Regions from separate parts of the Mus musculus genome. Here region 2 is linked to region 1. The links are chromatin loops, found by intact Hi-C in ENCODE. Cell type or tissue: gastrocnemius. All regions are shown on one strand. Each heading gives the region's core, and the rest is flanking DNA. Links, peaks and the distances in the headings are about the cores only. Region 1 overlaps Nav2 (neuron navigator 2). Region 2 overlaps Nav2 (neuron navigator 2).

The links. Peaks named below come from ENCODE experiments on the same cell type or tissue, not always from the same donor. Only the 100,000 strongest peaks of a DNase experiment are listed, where the experiment ranks them.
Region 2: it touches region 1 in a loop (2.6-fold over the local background); 3 of 42 quality-filtered maps call a loop at or near these places.

What each region holds. Positions count from the first base shown.
Region 1 is chr7:49,342,494-49,345,395 of GRCm38, forward strand. All of the region lies in intron 1 of Nav2 (neuron navigator 2), which reads left to right. All of the region lies in intron 2 of Gm51448 (a long non-coding RNA gene), which reads right to left. Among named protein-coding and RNA genes, the nearest start is that of Gm51448, 6.7 kb to the right of the region's middle. In gastrocnemius, for the core only: a CTCF peak has its summit at 1,047; a DNase peak (open chromatin) is centred at 925; H3K4me3 peaks cover 2,357 bases; H3K27ac peaks cover 2,500 bases.
Region 2 is chr7:49,424,543-49,427,444 of GRCm38, forward strand. All of the region lies in intron 6 of Nav2 (neuron navigator 2), which reads left to right. Among named protein-coding and RNA genes, the nearest start is that of Gm51447, 12 kb to the right of the region's middle. In gastrocnemius, for the core only: a CTCF peak has its summit at 1,727 (motif pointing left); a DNase peak (open chromatin) is centred at 1,727.

The sequences.
Region 1 (2,902 bases), core at 89-2,588:
CTAAAGACACCCTGGAGAATAACAAGGAGGGCTAAGGCAGGCAAAGACTGCATTGTGCCCTATGGAGGATGGCCATGGCCTCCATGCCTGTCTTAAACACCTTGTGTTTTGTCTACAAGATATTTGTTTGGAGGTCACAAGAGGCCACTCTAGATTGTGTGGTTTTCCCATTTCTTGACTACATTGAAACAAGGCCATTTCAAGCAGGCCAGCACAGACTAGATCGCTAAGCCGCCATGCCTCTGTCTGGAAGTTTGGCAGGATGTAAGAGCTTAAAAGATCGGTTTCTGCTGACTCTTTTCCTAAAGCCTGTTTTCTTCCATTGCTTAACACCTGGGGCCAGCATCCGGCCGGAGGCCCCTGTAGCTTCGGGGCAGAGGCCCCTGTAGCTTCGGGGCAGAGGTCCCCGTAGCTTTGTCAAGATCCCTGGGAAAGCTAAGCCCAGGTGAACTCCGTTTCTTTGCAGGACTCAAGCGTGTAGACGCTCCTCCCTGTGGACTGTGAGAAGCAATGTAATGTAAGGGCAGGAAACAGGGTGTGAGGCAAAAGATGAGAAGCACGGAGGCACCCGGTGAGTTGGGAGGGTTTGGAAACCGTGTAGAAGCTGGAAGCCTGCAGGCTTCGGTGAAGTTTGCTCAGCCCGAACATCCACTGTAGTCTCTGCCAAGCACTGGATAAGGGAGGGGGCGGCTCCCCAGGTTTGTTTGCTTGGGGCAGCCAAAGAAACCGTGATGTATTTCCCCTGAATGTGTCATGAAAATGTAAGCACAGAGAGCTGGATTATTTTAGAGGGTTAAGAGAATCTGGTGGGGGTGACGGAGGTGCAGGAATCACAGCACCAAGAAGCCAGGGCAGGGGGCCAGGAGGCCGCCCCAAGGGTTGGGGTAACGTAAGCTGCGGCTGTTCAGGAGGTGGCCCGTGTAAGGAAATCTGACCACAGCTAAAATTAACCTCGGAGGCTTCACACGCCTCCACACTGCTTTGAACTAAACACCCCCTAGAGAGGGCACCGGCTGCTTGACCGCTGAGGATCACACTACTGCCTGCCAGCAGGGGTCCAGTTATGCCAATAAGTATCAACGTATGGGTCCCTGCTCGGGACCAAAGTCGTGATTCCTGTGACCATTATAAAGTGGTGAGCAAGTGAGGGGCATTGGCAGGGGTGTCTGGGGAGAGCTTGTTTGAATTGGGCTTTTGTTGAGAGGACGGTTCGGATTTATTGTCTGCGCTGGGTAAGGCTTTGAGTTCTCTGAGAGATGGCTCTTCACCACCCCCCTCAACCCCCACCCCCGTTGTTTTCTGTGTCAAGTGTCCTGGCGCAGGAAGGCTCGATGGTATGTATGTCTTTAGAGCAGATGGAGAAGGGTATGTCTGGAAGTTATTGGTGGCCTGAGAAGATACAGTTGCACAAATTCAGAGGAAGCCAGAGGCCAGATGTGCAGGGTCACTATGGCAACAGGTGTGGCCATTTCCATCTGGCTTCCCAGTGGGGCCTCAGCAGGTGCAATGGGGAGAAAGATGGGCTGTGTCAAGGCTTGGAGGTGTAGAGGGGTAGTCTAGAGGGCTTCAAAGTTTGGGGACTTGAAAGATTTGAGAGGGGAGCTAGAAGGAGTTCCTACCTGTTAAGACCCTGGCAACTCTGGCATATATATTTTCTTCTATCTCTCTCTCTCTCTTGGAGACACAGAATTTTTTTGTGTAGCCCTGGCTGTCCTAGCTTGGCCTGAACTCAGAGATCCACCTGGCTCTGCCTCTCAGTGCTGGGATTCAAGGCATGGACCACCACACCCAGCCAGCTGTGACATGGCATTTTTAGGAAGGGTATTACAGCCTTCCCTGCCCCCGGCCAGGACAACCCAGCTTCCCATGTGTGGAGAATCCACATGGGAGCTTGTGTTCACTGCAAAGAGGCAAGATGCACTTTTCTTCTTTAGTATCTCCTTAGCATTCAGATGATTCATGTCACACACAGCTGATGGCAGTATTGGGCACTGGTATCATGCCAGTGCGATCTAACAATCAGAGTGGTCATTTTGTTAGGGTCTAAGAGAGTGGCAAGAAGCTATAGCCTCATGAGTGGGAGCTCCCCGTTAGCTTATTCTTCTCAAGCTCCCCCGGCCCCTCCCCATCAAGCCCCCTCCCCATCAAGCTGCTAGCCCAACTTCTGAGACAACATTAGCCTCCCAAGGTGGCAAGCCTTCTTTGGAGAAGAGTGGTGTTCCTTTGTGCTTAGTTGAATGCTGTATATAACTGACCTTAAAACGGTCAAATGTGTAAGCCCTACAGCCTTTGCCTTGTGAGCAGACACTGTGTTGCAGGAATATGAATGATGTGAGGGAAAGCCCCCCTCATAAAGATGGTTTGACAAGGGTTTGGGACCACCCAGCTGTCCTGAGGCCTCTGAATCTTCTCAGAGGAAAAACTCTACAAAGTCAGTATTTCTTTCTGCTTGTGTGTGTTTGGGGACTTGAACTCACATCCCCAGACTTGCACCACAAGTGCCTTCACTGGCAGAGGCATCTTGCCAACCCCTTTGCCTTTTCTTGTTGCTTTCATCCTCCAGATGTGCTGGCTCGTCACAGCAACAAGGTTGCCAGGGAACTGGGCATCCGTCTCTTTGACTTTAGATGTCTAACCCTATGTAGGCGCAGCAGTAAACAGCATCATCTTGGGGATAGGTTTCTAAACTCCTGAGCTCCAGATTCACTGCCCTGTTGAATGGATGTCTTTTGAGGTAGAGTGTTAAAAATAGGATTCACCAGAAGGAGGCTATTAATGTGTTTTGAGCCTTGACAAACACAACCAGTATGCCTGGATGGGGATTTCCATTCCCTGTTTAACCTCGATAGGCACAAGAGCCAATTCTCTCTCTTTCTTAGGAACTGTATACTTACATAAATTT
Region 2 (2,902 bases), core at 173-2,672, 82 kb after region 1:
AAAGCCAACTTTGGTTTTGTGTTTTTTTACCTTGCCAGTCTTCAAGTCATTGTTGTATTTTATTTTAAAATGTTCTCATTCTTTCTTGTGCCAGCTGAGCTCATAGAAAACAAGGAGCTGGGGTTTGACCCCTTACTTGGGCTGCAGGTACGCAAGGTGGTGTCTATGGTAGCAGAAGGCCAGGAGTGCTTTGAGGGTTTCAGCTTTCCCTAGTCAGTTCTTTGTGCTCGTGGCTCTTAAAGAGTTTGGAGTCTCTTTCTGCCCAGGAGAGCAGACACCAGGGAGAACTATGAAAGCCTCACACTCCAGCTTTTGTCCTTAACACTAGGATTAAACAAAAGCCAACCATCAAGGGGAACAAAATTATGTCTGGTGTGTTTTCTCTGGCTGTCTTTGGGGGCCATTTTCTTATCTGCTGCAGAATTCGGGAAAGCCCTGGGGAGAGGGGGCAGGAAAGCCCTTGGGTGTGTGTAAGGCTATGAATGGTGGCGCTTGGGCTCACCCTTTCTCATGGAAACAAGACGGTTGTGTGGCCAGGTTTGCCTTTTCTGCAATATGGACGTGCTACCAAATCAGCACACCAGCTTACGGTTTCGCTGAACGCTGTCCTTGCTTTGGGGAGCAGGAAGAATGAGAAGGAGGAAAGGAAACTGAGTCGGATGAGAAGACAAAATGCGAATTTGGTTTAGTCTGTGTTGGGGTGTGAGATGAGTGCCTGTTGTGCGTGTGATCTGCAGGTCATCAGTCCAGTGCTTCTCCTGCCCCTGTTTGTCAGGCAGAGAGCATCCCATGTACATGAGTTCTATTTCATTTTAAGCTTCATTAGCAGGGGAATACACTTAGGCATCTGGGTGCTCTCTTAGTCAGGGTTACCGCAGTTTGATCTGCAAGGCTAGGTTCATTCCATTTTAATATTCTTTAAAAACATTTTTTTCCTCCTAACTTGTGTATTTGACAGTATTCATCTACATTTAAAGATAAATTTATTTTGGAGTAAATGAAATGAACTCCTCTGTGGACATGGAAGGCCTGTCTTCACGTTGCAAGAGGGGAGAGGGGCAACTGAGCTGTGAACCTCTAGTCCAGCCACAGCTGGTACTTGGTGATGGGCATCTCATGAAGGCACTTGAGCCCTTCTCTGCAGAAGACAGACTCTCTAGGGCTGAAACCAACCTATCAGATAAGATGTTCTTTAGAACACCAGCCTGGTGTGGGAGGGATACAGCCTCTAGATGCAGTACGTGAAGGGTCGCAGCAAGAATATCCGTTTTAAGGTATTGGCGAAGGTAGCCTCAATTGTTGGTAAGCCTGTCTGTGACTGTTGTGCCTGTGTGAGTGGCCATGCTGAAGGATGTTGTGCACCGGGATCCCGAGGAGCTCCTGCTGGGTTTCAGCAGTGCCTATGCCTGTTTCTGTAGCTTAGAGGCTCTTTGAGCTTTGCGGATGATAACGCAGGCTCAAGCATCAGCGTCCGTAGCCTGCCTAATTCTTTGTAAGGTGATGCAGGTCCCTCTGTGTCCTGAGCCTGTTGCCTTGACTGTGATGGGAGAATCATAGTATTTTCCAGAAATGACAACTGGGTTGCAAGGCCCTCAGCCTATAGAGACTCAGCTTGGGAAAAGCGAGGCTTTGAGAGAGAGAGAAGAAAGAAAACAAAACAAAACAAAATTCACACAACCATCTTGCTTCAGTAGCCCACGACAGTGAGCCTCTGCTGCCCTCTGCTGTCTAAGTCTTGTGCTACATCTCATCTCTGTCTAGCATTCTTTTTTCTTAATTTAACTTTAAAAAAAATTTTTTTTTTGTCTTATAAATATGGGTATTTTTGCCTATGTGTATATCTGTGTGCAGATTGCGTCCCTCGATGCTGGCACAGGCCAGAACAGGGTATCAGAGCCCTTGGAACTAAATTACAGATGGTTGTGAAATGCCTTGTGGTGCTGAGAATCAAAACTGGGTCCTCTGGAAGAGCATTCAATGCTCTTAACCATTGAACTAAGGTACCCTGTTAGAAGTGTAAAGATGCTTCGATTGTCTAGATGTTCCCGTCCAGGCATAGGTTCCCTGCTTTCTTTCCTCCACTTGGGAGGGTGACTGTAGACCCAAGAACGGCTAAGTATGTTCAGTAAGGTCCTGGTGGCCTGGAGGAAAAATTCTGTCTGTAGTAACAAGGAACTGACTGAGGGCCTGAGCTAAGCCCCTCCTCCTCTCAGCTGTCACTCACCCCCCTCCCCCAGGTGAGTAGCTAGGTGAGCTGCTGAACTAAGCCCCTCCTCCTCTTAGCTGTCACTCACTCCCCCTGAGGTGGGCATTGAGCCGTGGGATTCAAGGAGAAGGATGAATCCTAAGGAAAGAGATCTTTGCTAGCAGGAGTGGATTTTTTACTAACTGGAAAGGTTTGCTAGATTTTATTTGTTTTTCGCGGGTGACTAATTTCAAATGAGACAAAGCAGTATGGTTAACAGCCCCACTCTTGATCATACACCCTTCATGTTCCGGGACATGTCTAAGGTCATTTGTGCAAAGTCTCTTCTGTATTAAGCATCAGAATAGTCACTGATAGTCTAGAGTGTAGAGAGAGGTGCCAGGCCTTGCCCTAGTGGGACTTACAGTCTGGTGAGAGAGACAAGTAAAAAATCAACCAATAGAGTCGGTACTTACTCCTCTGCAGAAACTTAGATGCCACACATAGATGTATGCTTCTGGGCTGGGGGGCCTCAAAGGTGAGACCCACAAAATTTGCAGGGTCTCCTTTATTGTGTTTACCCATTTGCTCACACAATAGTTGGGATGTTTTAGAACATGGGCATTGAAAAGAACAAACACACACACACACAAGTTAATAAAACAGAGAAACAACTCTTGGATCCCCATTAAAAAATAAATATAAAGGGCTTTTGTT